Linked DNA regions of Homo sapiens: region 2 is linked to region 1. The links are chromatin loops, found by intact Hi-C in ENCODE. Cell type or tissue: PC-9. All regions are shown on one strand.

Region 1 (8,000 bases):
GCTGTGCTCCAGGAAGAGAGGCAGTAGGGACTGATTTCCTGAAAAAACAGCTCCAGGAGCTGCCAGTGGATAGCAGGGAGGTGAGGCAGGAGTGCATGGAGGAGCCAGACTTGATTGGGTATGACACACCCTAGGGCAGGGCTCAAATGATCTGTGAAGGGCCAGGTGTCTTTTGTTTCTGTTGCTTGTTTGTTTATTTGTTTTGTAAAACTAAAAAAAAAAAAAAAAAAAATCCCATCTGCTAGAGGTCACAGAAATGAAAGTTCAACTTATTCTCCATGTATGTGCTAATGTCATCGCAGATCATAGCAACGTGCACAGATTGGCGCTGGTGCACAGAGCCACTTTCAGCAACACTGCCCTGGGGGTTCCTGGAACTACTTGGGGTGCACTCTGGAAGAGACCAAGGTCCCATGTAAGCAAACAGAGGCAGAAGTCAGAGACAAGTGGGTCATGATTATGAATATGCGGTCCTGTTTGTCCACAGTGCGTGGTGAGGGCTGAGGAAATGTGCTTACAAATATTTCAGAACAGGTACAGGAGGCTGACAAAACGCTGTTTTGGAAAGACTCATCTGGCAGCACACACCAAGGCTGGTGGGGCACAAACAGACTTGAATCCTGGAGACTGATGAGGAGGTTGATGCAACCAACCAGGTGGGAGATGGGTGACCGGGATTTGAACCATAGTAGAAGCTGTGGAAAGGAGGAAATGGAAGGCAGAAGATGAGGAAAGGAAGGGTCAACAATGACTGGTGACTTGTCAGGGGCCTGGGGGATGGAGACCAAGTCAGAGCTGGCCTGTGACACAGGAAGGAGCAGGTATTCTGAGGAATGAGGGGGAAAATGGGGAGAAAAACTTGAGTCTATGGCCTCCATCTGCTCTGGGAAATAGGAAGTGGGTTCTTGGGCGTGCCAGTGCTCCCTGACCTGGTGGTTCCTGAGGGCTGACTCTGCCTGCCTTGGCCTCCTGCCCAGCAATCCCTGACCCACTGCCGCCCACAGCACCACCCACAGTGGAAGACAAAGGGAGACAAACAGAGGGGTGCCTTTGTGCATGCCATTTCCCCGTGCCTGGCATGCGAGCTTCCTCCCACCCATTCTCTAACTATGACTCCTCCTCACCCAGGCCCAGCCTTGATATCACTGCAGAAGGAGCCAGGCCCCGCTGTATGTGGCCATGACACTCAAATGTATTACAGCACACATGTCCCATCACGAAGCAGCTGCTTATATGTCCATCTGCCCTCCCACAATGCAGGTTCACCATAGGGGTTGGATCCAGCTTGCATTTCACCAACCTTTAGCACAGTGCCTGATGCAAGTCACTGTGCTCAGGAAGCAACATAAACAAGTGAGGATGGAGCACATTGAAGGACAGACAAACACAGGCAGAAAGGTCATGTGAAATGGGCTCAGCTGGTGTGGAGGTGAATGGGAGCCAGAGGTCACACGGACTCTGCTTTTCTCCACCCTGTGATACACGTATGTTAACTATTATTTGAAACTGAACTTCTGTCATTCCAGACAGTTTAGCAGCTGCTCTCTGAATAAAAACACAATTGGAAGAGACCAAGATCCCATGTAAGCAAACAGAGGCAGAAGCCAAAGACAAGTGGGTCATGATTATGAATATGTGGTCCTGTTTGTCCACAGTGGGTGAGAGGGCTGAGGAAATGTGCTTAGAAAGATTTCAGAACAGGTACAGGAGGCTGACAAAACACTGTTTTGGAAAGACTCATCTGGCAGCACACCAAGGATGGTGGGGCACAAACAGACTTGAATCCCAGAGACGTGAAGCCCATCCGCAAAGACACTATTGTCTGGATTTGGACAGCATCACTCAGAGCAGTCTCACCCTAAAAAACCTTAGGAAACTGGACTGAGGCTGGAACTGACCAGTGAAGGGGAAGTCACCACCTTTAATCTGAGAGCAAGCAGTAAAAGAGAAGCTGGAAAATCCTTCAGTTCCACTGGCGCTGAAGTGATTGACATGACTTCACATCACTGACTGAAGAGGTGGAATAGAAACAGGTGGAATTGTCATAGACCTGGAGATAGAAGCCCAGTTTCAATGTGGGGTTGCCCACCCCGGGGACGGGGAGTGGACAGCACTCCAAGAATGGTCTGGGGTTTATGGCCTGGTTCATTCTGATGGGTTTGTGCCCTTACCGTAGAGGATGTTCATGTTTTGAGTATCACCCCTACCCACCACCATTTAGCAGGAGTTATCACAATGATTTCCTAATCCAGAGAAAAGGCTTCTGCAATACAGAGAGAAAAGGGATTGAGATCCCAGAGGGAAGTTACTAGAACAACCAGAAAGGGAAGCTTTCTATTGGAAGCAAGGATTTCTGGACACAAAACTTTCAGTACTGAAATCAAGGAAAGTCTTGCATAAACTGGCCTAGTTGGAAGGGACCTTAGAGATCATTGCCCAACCCCCTTTTTCATAAATACAGCCCCAGAGAGGGCTCACATTCACACAGAGCCTGTGGCAAGGCTACACCTGGAGCCCAGGTCTCCACCTCCACCTGCAGGGCCCTTTCCCCTGGTGGTGCTTTCTTTCAGTGCCACCTTCTTCATTTCCATAATTACAACTAATTTCTTGGTACTACCCAAAGCAGGGAGTTTTCTAACATCGAATTGTTAGATAGGAGGGATGGCAATGTCTCCCACAGTCCTGTTTCCAGGTGAGGAGGGTCCTAACGGAGCCATAGCTCATCCCACAAGTCCCTGCTGCCCTGCTCAAGGCAGGCTGCACCTCCCAACTCCTTGACTTGCTCTCTGGCAGCCTCCACAGTCTCTTTGAGTAAAAGAAGGCTCTCACCGAAGCCTGAACCAGAGAGTTTGCCTCTCTCTTTTCCTTGGGCTGCAAACAGGTACAAACAAAGACCCAAAATAAATAAAATTCTTTTTCTGTGCCACCCTTAGCACAACAGGGTGAGAGGGGAGAGAGCAAATGCTTAACTGGAAAAACTCAGGGACAAATCACCTGGAGCTCCTCCATCCACCTGCAGATGGCACCTCTGGTTTTCCTATCCTCTCACTCCTTAGAGGAGTGAGTAGTGAAGTGAGCAAATGATTTCTGACCCAGCCCTCCTGGAACCGGTGGTCCGAGAGTGCAAGGCCCTGGTGTGAGGAGTCCCACGCATCTGGAGATGCATGCTTCCCGAAGGATGATAAGATCAGCCTGATGGACGGACAGCTACACCTCCAAAGACTTTCAAAACAAGAGCACAGAAAATGAGCAACTTCTCCTGCCTCTCCTAAGCCCCAGGCTGCCTGTTTACAAATTTTCTCTCCTCTCTCTTCTCATGCCTGAATCTGTTCAGGAATGTTACATCCCAGCCTTTCTGGGATGACTACACGTCACAGTGGCAGCCATTGTAATGCCTCACATCCCGGAATGTGGCATCCCTGAATGAGTCAGGCAGGAGTGCCGGCTGTGAGAGAGGATAGCCTGCCTCATGCTGCTTCATCCTGGGATCATGGGGCTCAGGCTACTAGATGATGCATTTCAAGATTCCCGAAGGCAACATGCAATTTATTGTCCAGTTTGATGGAGAAAAACAGAGAAGTGGGACTACAACAATAATAATTTCACTTTCATCACCTTCTAATTTATAAAGTCCTTTCATAGCTAGGCCCTCAATTGACTGGTACAATAAATATCCTTGTGAGGAAAGCAAGGCTGGTAAAGCGCAGAGGCTGGAAATGCCTCAGGCCTTGTGCCTGGTAAGGAGCAGACAGGACCAGCAGCTGAGATGTTGGCATCATGCAGACTTCAGGGCTCTTCCCATTGCATGGTCCATGTCCTTCCTTCAGAAGCAGGCATGCTGCTTAGTCTGTAACGTAGACTGGCAAATGCACGGAGGTTTTTCCAAAAGGCTGAGGTAGAGGCATTGCACACAGCAGTCAGAGACACCGACGTGGGGGTTGAGTAGCCCCCAGCTGAGTCCTGGCCCTGCTTTCATTGACTTTGACCAAATGATGCTACTTAAATTCTGACCGTCAGTATCTAGTTTTAAAATAGATACAATAATGTCTACATCATAGATGTTTACATTAAGAAGATAAGGTCTTGGAGACAGTACAGCATAGTGGCTGAGAGCTATAGCGCTGGTGTCAATAGACCTGGATTCAAACCTCAGGTTTGCCTCTTGCTAGCAATAAGTCACATCACCTCTCTGAGTTTCAGTTTCCTCATCTGTGACATGGAGATAAAACCTCTACCTGTTTCATAGGGTTGTGAGGACTAAGTGTGATAATATATGCAAAATAGCTTATCTAAGTGCTTGGCAGGAAATAGGCACTTGATAAATACTTGCTGAATGACGAACTGAAATGACTGGCAAGGCTGGGATATAAAACAAAGACTGAATAACTCCAGAGCTGGGGCTCTTAACTTTCATGGAATGCTGGTTCTCAAACATGCCAAGCACCTCCCACCAGATAATTGGGGTGAGAGGCATTCTTGCAATAGCTGGGTAATTATCCTCAAAGCCCCTTCCAATCCTTAAGCATCCATGAGTTCACCTACTCTCTTGGATGCGTCCCAAAGGCCTTCAAAGAAGAGGAACTTGGGGAAGGAATGTAACCTCCATAAGAGCTATGTCTCCACACAAGGGGAGAATTGGGCTAACACACACACACACACACACACACACACACACACACACACACACAGAGGTATATCTGGCCCCATTCTACCACCAAGATGAGAGGTTTCTGTCTTAGAGACCGTAGAGAGATGCTGCTGTATGAGAACACTGAGGCCCAGAGAGGTGAAGCAATTTTCTTAAAGCTGCACAGCCAGAGAGTGGCAAAGCCAGAACTGGAATTCAAGCCTCCTGACTTCCAGCCCCAGGCTCCCTGCCACTGCCTCCCTATTTACACAGGCTTTCATAATCATTAGGGCACAGAATTAGTTCAGCACTAAGCTTTCAAAATCCACATGGTCCCTCCCATAGGTCCTCTTGAGGACAAAATCACTCAGGGATAAAAATGTATTAAGTCTTTTGAAATGGCAGAGGAGGGTGTTCCCTCACATAAGAAATCCTGAGGACACCAGAGTTGAAATACTGATTTGATCAGCGGATCATCTGGGCCCCATCTCTTGTGCAATTTTTGTCTTGTTTGGTATTCAGATGGTGGAAGTGTCAGGCTTCTGAGCCAATGCTCTCTGACAAGTGCATTTTACATGCCTCTGCAGCCCTGACCGAGGAGTGGCAGGCCTGAATCAGTTCTCACCAGAGGTTCGGAGAAATAGGTTGCTCTGATCCCCAATCAAATCTATTAGGAGTTGTCCCACCAAACAAGCCTGTGAATTCCAAACAGTGGCTACGTTCTCACTGCCCTTCCCACCTAGGTCACTGGCCTGGCTGGACGACAGATTCTGGAGCCCCAGATTGTCAGTGCTGGGCAGAGGCTCAGACATGTTTTGACGAAACTCCATACCTCTCAGCTGCAGGAACTAAGGCCCAGGAAGAGGAAGGGACTTGTCCGAGGTCACACTGTGGGCTCGAAAAGTGAGAGTTTTGTTCCTTTGGCCCACAATCTCCTTTGATCCTAAAGTGGTAGCCTGAGAAGTTCAGATAACAGAACATGTGACAAAGAAGCCAGAGCTCCAGGACAGTGAGGAGAGAGAAGAGGCACCAAGCAGCCCCTTAGTGACTGAGCTTCTAGGAGCACCTGGCACCCAGAAGTCCCTGTCCCCTGACAGTGCAGGTATCCTAGTGCCTAGAGCCAGATGCTTACATAACACGAAACCACACCTACATCAAACACACACACACCAAAACCAGAAGTGACCTTTTCTCCTCTTCACGCCTCCCAGCATCTGAAGCTGGATCTCCTGCCCAGATATGTCAGCTGGAGAATGAACAGCTTAATTTGTGATTGGAGACATGTAAGTTAGATGCAAGGAAAGACAGTCCCAAGTTTTGGAGCTGAGTGACGTTACTAAGGAATTTCCTTCTTTAGAGAGTAGTTTAATTTCAATGTTGGGTATGGTTATCCGAGAACATATAGTTCCAGAATTGAATAATCTATAAAGTTTGCTTGAACTGAGTCATTTGCTTCTGTTGAGATTTGAATTGGAGTCAGAGAAGTTTTTTGTTTTGGTTGCCAGGAGTGGAGTCTTACCCTAATATATAGTCCTTGGAAAGACCCACTTAGACACAAACAACAGCCACCACCCCTCCCATCCAAAAAATTAATACTTGGATGTGGGTCAAAACTGAGCACAGAATAACAAAACACGTGCTGTTTCCTAAAGTCACCTTCAGGAGCTGCTGGTATAGGAAAACTTTTTGTCTCAAAGACAAAGAATAGCACAGGCACCTCCATGAATCAGGCTCCAGAAGCTACTACCCGTCCCCCTTCATGAATCAAGGTACGAAAACTTCAGACTTTTGTGAGAAAATGTTTTAAAACAAATCCTTGAAGTTTAAAAAGAAAAAGAAAGGTGTGCTTTTCAGAAGATTATGCAATGTTCTAAACTACAAACAGCAGGAAAATTTTGTCCTCCCCAAACTCTAACCTGAGCATGCTTATTCTTCCTACTGTAGACTCTCCGCGATGGTAAAGGACCAACGAGGTACTACCAGGAAAGAGTTAGATACACAGAAATCACTCAGTAAATGTTTGTGTTACAAATAAGGTCAAGAAAGTGAGCTTTTTATGCAATTTAAACTAAAAAGTCATCCTGTTCAAAGCTTGGAGAGGTGTAGGAGAAATGAATGTCTGATCTAAATTGACTTTCAACCAAGACTGAAAGTGGCTGTTACTGATCCTAAGCACCATAACGCAACTAACATTTATTGAGTGCCTCCTGTATGCCAGGCACTGGGCTAAGTGCTTCATCTTGGCTACCTTATTAAATCCTCAGGATAACTCTGTGAGCAGGTAATTGTTATTAGCTCCAAATTACTGGAGAGGGAATTAAGGATTATGGAACTTGAATAACTTGCCTAGTAAGTAGCAGAGCTGCTACTCTGGGATCAGAACCTATGCCTTCCAACTTCACAGCCTGTGTTTTTTAAACCATTATGTTCTACTCCCTGCCAATTTTAAAAGTCTCTTATAATTGAGTGAATTAGGGCACTGGAAGAGAGGGTTTTTTTTATTTTCACAAACTAGCAGGGACTACACTTTAAGCTCATCGTGTGTTGCTGAGTGATGAAATTTGTCTCTGAATCTGGTTCGGGGAGTGCTGGCATTCTTCATTCCACAAACATAGGTTCATTCATTCAAATCCATATCAGCACCCAGAATAGGATTTGTACTAAATATAGGGTATGTGGAAAGAAAAGACAAAGGGGCTACCCTCAGGGATTTCCCAGTCTAGTAGAGGGAACTGACTTGTTAATCAGTTACCACCATTCCATTGGGTAGCTGTGGTTGTAGGTTTGTGTGCAAGGTCCTTTGAGGACCAGGGCCAAAGGAACAATGTAACATGGTGGTTATTTAAGTTCATAGATTCTACAGAAAATCAGGCCTGAGAGCAAATCCCGGCTCCGTCATTTAACTAGCTAGGCAAGCCGAACAAGTTCCTTAATCTTCTAAGCTTCAGTTTTTATCACTTTTTAAACGCTGACAGCAATATGGTCTATACCTCGCCCTGCTGTTATAAGAAGCCATCAAGGAAGACTAGTCTGGGAAACCAGAGATGGGTCTACACAAAACTTAGGCAGAAACGTAAGTAGGAAGTGATCGTTTCAGGAGGAAAAACTTTGGACAGAAGCAAGAAGGGGTGAATGTGCATCTGTATCTGTGTGCTCAGGGAAGAAAGTGGTTTGCTATTTCAGAAAAGAGCCAAGACAGAAGCTGGAGATGCAAGAAATGTTGCAAAAGAAAAGAAATGGAGGAGAGAGAGATTAGTGGTATCCAGTACTCCGAGCACAGGTATGCAAAGATATATGTGCAGGGAATTGATTGCAGTGTTGTTTGTAACAGAAATGAATGAATACATGATTGAATACATAAGTAGAAACAACC
Region 2 (8,000 bases), 120 kb after region 1:
CACTGGGGGCTTACTTCAGTCCTAGAAGGTACCTCAGCCAGGACTCAGGAAGTTCTCCTCCCCCAAGATTAGGAGGGAAGACCCAGTACAGCCAGTCACCCACGGTATAGGTGAGTTGGTTTCATCATGTCTCATAGTTCCCCTGAAACCCCAGAATTACCTGAAATCTAAAGTGAAATGCTGCTAATCAAATATGATTCAGGTCGTCAACAGAATAGTGGTCATGGCCACCCAAATTCATGAATAGGATTAGAATTTAGGGGTATTCTATTCCTGGTTAGGGACACTATCTTATTCTTGAGGACCCCAGGCTTTTGAAGGTGTCTGAGGACCAACACTCACTGAGCCGGTAGACAGATGTGATGTCAGTGCGAGCAAGAGTGTGGAGGAAGCTGGAACACTCAGTCTGCTTATCACTTCCCAGGGCCAACAGGGAGCATCTCTCCTCATCACTGAGAAAGGCAGAGTTCCTGCTCCTGCATCGGGGCAAAAAACACAGAGACAGATTACTGCAAGGCTTCAGACTCCATCTCCTCTTCTCTCCACACTAGGATGTAGTGGAGGATGCAGAAAAGTCATCAAACCAACTTCCCGCAAATGAAATTAGATTCCTCATCTCACCATTGCATACTGTATTTATACTGCCAAAAAAGAAGAGCTACTAGCACATCATGCTGGGAGAACTGAGGGGTGTGGTTGTCCAGTAGGTCAAAGTGGGGATGAAAACACCCCTTCTCTTAAAACCCCATCTCCCAAGAAAAACAAAGCCCCTTCTCTCAACCTCTACCCATTCTTTGAGACACCATGGTACCCATTTTTAATGGAAGAAAGAGGAATCAATTGCCCTAAATGGAAGGGTTGAAAAGGGACCATTAAAAATTTTATTTGTCCTTAGGTTACTTCAAGAAAAAGCAAGGGACAAGTGACACAATCTAGAAGAACAATGAAGAAAATCTGACCATGGTCAGAGGAATCTTTCACCATTGTTAAGGTCTGATTCCATGGCATAGAACAACAGTTTAGTCAACATTAAGAGGATTGGAATCGCTAAGGGAAAGAAGTGGGTAAAAGGAAGATTAGGGGAGCTGAAAGAAATCATTATAAGCAATAAAGATCTTGATACTCATGCTGTTGTGTAAACTAACTGTTAAGCCTAATTTGCTTACTAGAGATTTGTTATAGAATTAAATAATAAAAAACTAGAAGTGCCTTAGAAGCTACTGGGTTGCATCTATCTAAACAATTTTTTAGGCCACTTTTAGTTCTAAATAGAGAATGTTTTAATGTCAGAACCCATTTTGAAAACAAAATTAACTTGGAAGCCCAGGAGTTAATAATAGCTAATACTTTGGGAGGAAGTGGTATGAAGAACCAGATACTGTTATTTTATTTAATCCACACATTTGCCATACAAGGCACGTACTACTCTTATCCTTTTTACAGACGAATAAACTGAGGCACAGCAAAATGAAGTTGGTGGTTAGGGAGTGGTAGAGCAGGACATAAGAACTTCTCTAATTAAAGCAGTGTTCAAGGAGGGGATGGGATGGGGGTACTGTAATCAGCCATTACCATTTGTCCCCATAACTCAGGTAAATGTAGTTTGAAAGCCCATGATGAGAACACTATTAATAGTACCACACTGACTGGGCCCCCATCTCCCTGGGCTGATCGCCAGATTCCCCCCAACACCACGGAAGCTTCTAATCTCAAAACAGCATGTAATTGAAATCTACAACTAAATTCAACTGGGATAAATTGATCCCAAAGTTTTATAGATCTCTTAAATTTTACAATGTATTCCTAAATTTACTATTTCATTTACTGTTTATAACAACTTTATGGTGCAGGTTTTTTTAATCCATGTTTGTAGATTAAGAAAAGGATTCAGAACTGTTCAGTGACATGCTAAGAATTGCATGGCTAGAAAGTGGTAAAGCTGAAACTAAAACTGAGGTCTTCTACCTCTGCGTGCATTGCCTCACAACATCTGCTAAAGTCCTGAGTTCCAGGACAACTTACGAGAATTTAGAATTTAGGGAAAGGCCAAGAAGCTTGACAAATTGCATTAGATATTTCCAAACATGAAAACTGGGTTAGAAGAACATGGCAAAGCTTCTGGCAATATGGCAGGTTAAAGGGCTCTAAAAGGGCCACTCTCCCCCATATCTATAGAAAAATCTGTAACAAAGATGAATATTTTAGTACATTATTTAAAGAAAGAAAGGGAAATCACTGGAAGCCAGTAACAAAAGCAAAAACCAAACCCAGATTGGCAGGTGAAAGCAGATGGCCCAGAGCTCCTGGTGGTTTCAGCTGGGACTCTGGCCTTCAGAACTGGGGTTGACCTTCTAATGCCCACCCCAAGGACAGGAGATGTGATTTAGACCTGCCTGAAGCAGGGAGCCCATTAAACTCCCTGGAGTCTGAAAGAGTTCAACTTCTGTAAAGAGCAAAGAGCAGATTGAAAAATTTCTTCCTACCTGCCGAGAACACACTTTTCATCTATTTGAGTCCCTGGAAAACATCAAACACCTAGGCTTATGCCACTGGGACGTGTGGGATCTGAATTTACACTACCTGGTGTTGGTACCACGATCCAAGAATTAATAGTAAAAAATCAGTCCTGGATCATTACTCCCTAAGGTTCCAGGAGAAGCAAATGCAAAACCTAGTCAGCAAGGTTTTCTTCAGTCCAGGATCCATATAAAACCCATCTTTTAAAATGTTGAAAATTAGTTCATGTAACAAAAAATACAAACCATGCAATAAAATGAACTATTCACAACGAGAGCCAGCAGATACACAAATAACTATATTAACACTACAAAAAACTAGAAATGACAATAATCTGAAGAAGAATTTATATGAATGATTAAAAAGGTGAAATAATAAGAAAAAATAGAAGCTACAATGAAAAGATGGAGCACTGTGAGAAGAAACAGCCATATATGAAAAATAGCAAAATATAAATCGTAGAAAATGGAAAATAAAGGCACAGAAATTAAGAACTACATGGGTGGGTTAAACAGCAAGTTTAGTCATAGCAGAGGTGAGAATTAGTGAAACTGAAGATTATGTCAAGAAAATCAATCAGAATTTAGCCTGGTGTGACAAAAAGATAAAAAATATAAAAGAACTGATTAAGCAAGAATGAGGATAGAGTAAGTCCAACGTACCTCTAATAGGAATTCCAGAAGAGAGACTAAAAAGAACGAGAGAGAGGCAATATTCAAAGGAAGAAGGACTGAAAATTTTCCAGAATTGAAGAAAGACATGAATCTTCATATTGAAGAAACACACCAAGTCCTGAGCAAAATAAATAAATATAATATCATTTTTAACATGATGTCCATTTCTTTATGCTTACAGGTCTTTTTAAGTTCTCTATTTCTCCTACGCCTCCTTTCTTGGTTTAATTACTATTGACAGTTCAACTTTATAGAATGAATGAATTGAATATGAAAGATAAGATCATAAATTAATGAAATAAAAACAAAGAAAGTAGACAAAAATAATCAAAGCAAATGCTGTCATTAATGAAGTATCATTATAAAAACAAAAATCAATAAAGATGGTCAACAAAAGAAAAAATGATTCTCTGAAAAGACAAGCAAAATGGACAAGGCCCTGGCAACATGGATTTGCAATTTTATAGTTAAAGTTATTTTTTCCTGCAAACTTTGAAGATGTTATGCTATACCTAGCTAAATTATAATTCAAGAGTATATGTTAAGTGTTATATATATTTAAGACAGGCCAAGACTCAGGACTGAGAGTATTTATAACCCACAGATCTTCACTGAAAATAGCTACTAAAATAGATACTCTATGAAGAAGAAGTGGACAACTTGCTGTCAATATGTAATAAAATATATTACACGTAGACACATCATGCAAATAAATGGCTATGAGACCAATGGCAAAATTATTAGTGTCAAAAATAGATTCCACAAGAAATTGAATTATAAAGACACAGGCAATATGAAGAATAAAAGAAGGAATGTAACAAAAGAATGTTTTCTAACTGTAATACTATAAAATACTAGCTTTTTTCCTATGTTCTTTTTTCTGGTTTTGAGTACATTAATTTATCAATCTGACTTATTTTTTTAATTTAGGCACTTAAGTATACACACATACTTTAGGGAGTAATACACAAGCACAAAAAGAAAACCTACACGGAGAAGATGGAGACTTCAGCAAAGGCTGAATTTCTTCTCAGACCCTGACACCCAGCAAACATAGACAAGAGTGACACCCAGTGGCCAGTCGGACGGCAGCGTGCAGAGACTTCAGCGGCTTGCTTGCGTGGAGTTGGGTCATTCCTCTGAGCTCAAAACCCATCCCTCTGTTGCTGTGATTCAAGGAGCTCTGATATCTGGAGAGTGCTTTGGGGGATATGCAAGGAGCCAGTTCCCCTCTTCTCCTTGTGCCACCCCTCCCTGTTTTCTGACTCATTTTCCCCTTCGGTACCAATTGTGCAATCTCTGGTGCATTGGGTCCCACAACTGACCAGGCACAGGAGAATGTCATAGTCCACCTCACACAGCACAGAGGACGCTGCTCTTCAGTGTGAGAGGACCCCTTACAACTAAGCCAGTGAAAATATGATGACTGAATTAATTCAGTAGTGCTGACTTACTGTCATTTGAGGTAAATTAGCGTGAGGTGCAGAAGTCCAAATATAAGTTATGAAAATGACATCTGTCCCCAATATCCTATTAAAACTGCCTCTCAAGATCACCACCCACAACAACGGCAATGACACAAACAACAATAAGAACAAGTGCCTGTGGATCATACACACACACACACTGTGCCAGGCACCATTCTAAGGGCTTTGTGTGTATTATTAGCTCATTTAAAGTCACGGCAATCCTATTAGGCAAGTGCTAACATTCTACACATTTTACAGATGAGAAAACTGAGGCATGGAGAGATAAATGAATATGTCCAAAGACAAGGAGCTGGTAAGCCAGTGGAGGCACAAGCTGCACTCACATGGTCATGAATGCCTTTTGGGGACCCTGACTCCACAACTCTGTAAGCCATGTAGCTACTGTGCTTCCAGAAGACCTACCAATGGCCAGTCCCAAAGGCCTTTCTTTCCTCACTTGGCCCTGCTGTACCTCTCTGATGACAGCACAGGTGTCAGCCCCGCCTCCCCCGCAGCTTGTTTCTTCCTCTCTGTGGCTCCTCTGTTTCCTCTCTGCGTTCTCTCTTCCTCTGCTCTGTAAATGGAGGCATCCTCCAGGGTTCTTCCCCCATTCCTATTTTCCATCCTCTTTTTTCTTTCTCCCTTTCACTGGGACTTCTCACCAGAATGTATTGGATTTCATGTCAGGATTTAAAATCACCAGGACATTTAATGAGAGCTCACTGGATTTAATGTCAGGATTCTAAAGTTCCAGAGGGAAGGCCTTGGGTTCAGCTCCTTCATCCCTGGGGTCCTCTGTTCCCCCTGTGGTAACATGAAGGGGTGGTTCAGAGCAATGTTCTCACCTTGGTTGCCCACCAGCCCCACCTGGGGAGCTTTTATCAATATAATTGCCCAGCCTCCATCCAGACCAGTTACACAACAGCCTCTGGAGGCAGAACACAGGTGTCCATATTTGTAAAGCTCCTGGAATCTTTGACTTCCTGTCCATTGGTCCTCAGCAGTGGCCTTCCTCTCCATTCTCACCCTTTTCTAAGTGCCACCGTGGGCTTCTCGCTGGTCTCCTGCCTCCAGATTCCCCCTGATGATGCATGCCTCCCCCAAAGCCAGGTTTCATTTCCTAGAGAAAAGGTCCAGTCATATAATATGTCACCCTTGCTCAGAGACATGCAGTAGCTCCCCATTCTCTGCCAGGTTAAGGAAAGGGCCCTCACACAGGCATTCCCAGGTTTCCAGAGCATGGACCCACCTTTGCTGCACCAGTGACCTTCTGGTAACTTCCTCCAAACTACATGAGTCGTTCTTCAAGCACTGACTCACTTTCCTACCTATGACCTCTTTTCCCATCAACATCTGTTGAAATATTTTACATTGTGCAAAGCTTAATTCACATGTCCCCTTCTTCATGAAGTTCTCTTGATATCCTTTTCTTCCTTACAAGTCCCGATAGTTCTCCATACCTCTCCAGGAGCTCAGTGAGTGGTCTTCCTTGTTTATAGTTATTTGGACTCCCACATTTCTACATAGAAAAAAAATAACCTTCTGTCTCCTCCTCTCCCCACGAAGGGCAGGGCTTACAGGGAGCTTCTGCCCCTTGGTCTGCTCTCTTCATTGGCTATTTCCCACAAGAGAAAGAATTTAAGTCTCTGTTCAGATCGTTAGACATTTCTGGGGCCACATTTTCCCAGTGTAGGGCGCTATGTTGTGTCAGTGTTAGGAGCCAACTCTCCCTTTCCTCGTGTACTTCCTGCGCCCAGGCTTTCTACTGTTTCCTATCCCCACATAGGAAGCCCACTCCAAAAAGATGGAGCAATACCCGATATCTCTGTCCTTCCATGACAGGGTGGGTGGAGCAGGCTGATCACCTTCTCCTGATTGGCCAGGCAGATGGGTCTGCTCCTCAGAACCAGCCTTTCTGGATTCAAGGCAGAAAAGAGTAAGAGAAACACTCTGCCCTCCTAGCCAATGCTGAAGTCACACATTGGCATTCAGCTTGAAAGCTGAATGAGTGAAGATCTACATGGGACCCACCTCCCAGCCCTATGTGGGATCAGCATGCTGCTAATCTATTTCTCCCCGTGTGTGCCCTTCCTCTGAAGGGGCCCTGTGGTTAGACAGTGTGGGTAGCAGGATCCAAGTACCAAAACCACACCCTCAGTGCCTAACAGCATGCCCTTTGTCTTGGAGTTTTGCTTCCCTCCTTGCACAGAGGAAGTCCTCAGTGACCACCTGTTAAAATAAACTGAACTGACGCATTCTCTCCTTTCTATCACTCTCTGTATCAACCTTGGTGTCAGCATGTGCTTTTCTGGCTCCATGTCACCAGGGCACCCTCGAAGCTCAACTGCAAATCTGCTCAAAGAGGGGAGGGAACCCTGGGAAAGGGAGCCCAGCTCCAGGACATGCTCACTGTCAATACTCACATTGGGGAATAAGAATCAGGATCTATGTTCCTGGTGGGGACAAAGCCCACTTGTCCTGAACTTGTCGACTTTCCAATGAACCACTGAAGCCCAGGTATGACAAAGCCGATGATCTCAATGCTTTCTCCCTGGTAGAAATTCAGTTCATCCTTTTCTCCTGGCTCATAACCCGTCAAGGCCTTACAGCGTCCTCTGCCTGTGGAAAATAGCACACAGATCAGCTACAGAAGACATGAACAGCTGAGCCTCCCATCACCTTCCAATGCAATAGAAAATGAGGGGTTCCCAGACTTTAGAATGTCAAGGACCAGTAACATTTCACTCCCCTCCCCACCCAAAAATTGGCAGGAATGACACAGGACAATTTGCTTTTCATTTTGCCAAACTAGGACATATTTTTAAAAGAACTACAATCCACTTTCACCAAAGAAAAAATGTTTTAACAAACACAAAAAAAGATTCTCAGATAGCGGATATGCCTTAAAAATGAATAAACATAGCTTATGGGAAACTGGAAAGCTCACTGTATTGTCCTGGTTTGTCTGATTTTGCCACTGTAATGTAAATGCTTTGTCATGGTTGGCACAAATCCACAGACCAGTGTGTGAGAACCACTCGACCAGAGAAGCTCTCCATGTCCTTCCAGCTCCTTTGGCCTCTATGACCCTCAGTCTCCCCAACTGGAAAATGGGGATAATAGGAATACCTGCTGCTTATAAATATTAAAGAGAATCAAAGAGATACAGTGCACAATGCCTGGTACCTGGTCAACCCTCAATAAACATTAGCCTTATTACCACTGGTGGAATAGAAAGCTGCTAATGACTTAGAAGGATCTAAAAGACTCCCTTTCAGACTATGGTACTCAATCTGATAAATTGCCTACCTAGGATCTAGCAATGACCTTTTGATGAATG

Evidence for each region. A loop is a pair of places that touch in the nucleus more often than their neighbours do. Peaks named below come from ENCODE experiments on the same cell type or tissue, not always from the same donor. Only the 100,000 strongest peaks of a DNase experiment are listed, where the experiment ranks them.
Region 2: it touches region 1 in a loop (18-fold over the local background); 13 of 110 quality-filtered maps call a loop at or near these places.

Annotation. Positions count from the first base shown.
Region 1 is chr5:148,909,854-148,917,853 of GRCh38, forward strand. No RefSeq gene overlaps it. Among named protein-coding and RNA genes, the nearest start is that of ADRB2, 87 kb to the left of the region's middle. RefSeq lists an enhancer at 285-1,484. In PC-9, a CTCF peak has its summit at 3,037 (motif pointing right); DNase peaks (open chromatin) are centred at 138, 1,008, 3,368, 4,258 and 2 weaker places; H3K4me3 peaks cover 451 bases; H3K27ac peaks cover 6,847 bases.
Region 2 is chr5:149,031,212-149,039,211 of GRCh38, forward strand. It overlaps SH3TC2 (SH3 domain and tetratricopeptide repeats 2), which reads right to left. Exons shown (of 17, transcript NM_024577.4): 8 at 7,084-7,279; 9 at 343-476. Among named protein-coding and RNA genes, the nearest start is that of MIR584, 27 kb to the right of the region's middle. RefSeq lists an enhancer at 1-79. In PC-9, CTCF peaks have their summits at 4,257 (motif pointing left) and 4,461; DNase peaks (open chromatin) are centred at 4,290 and 5,970; H3K27ac peaks cover 4,586 bases.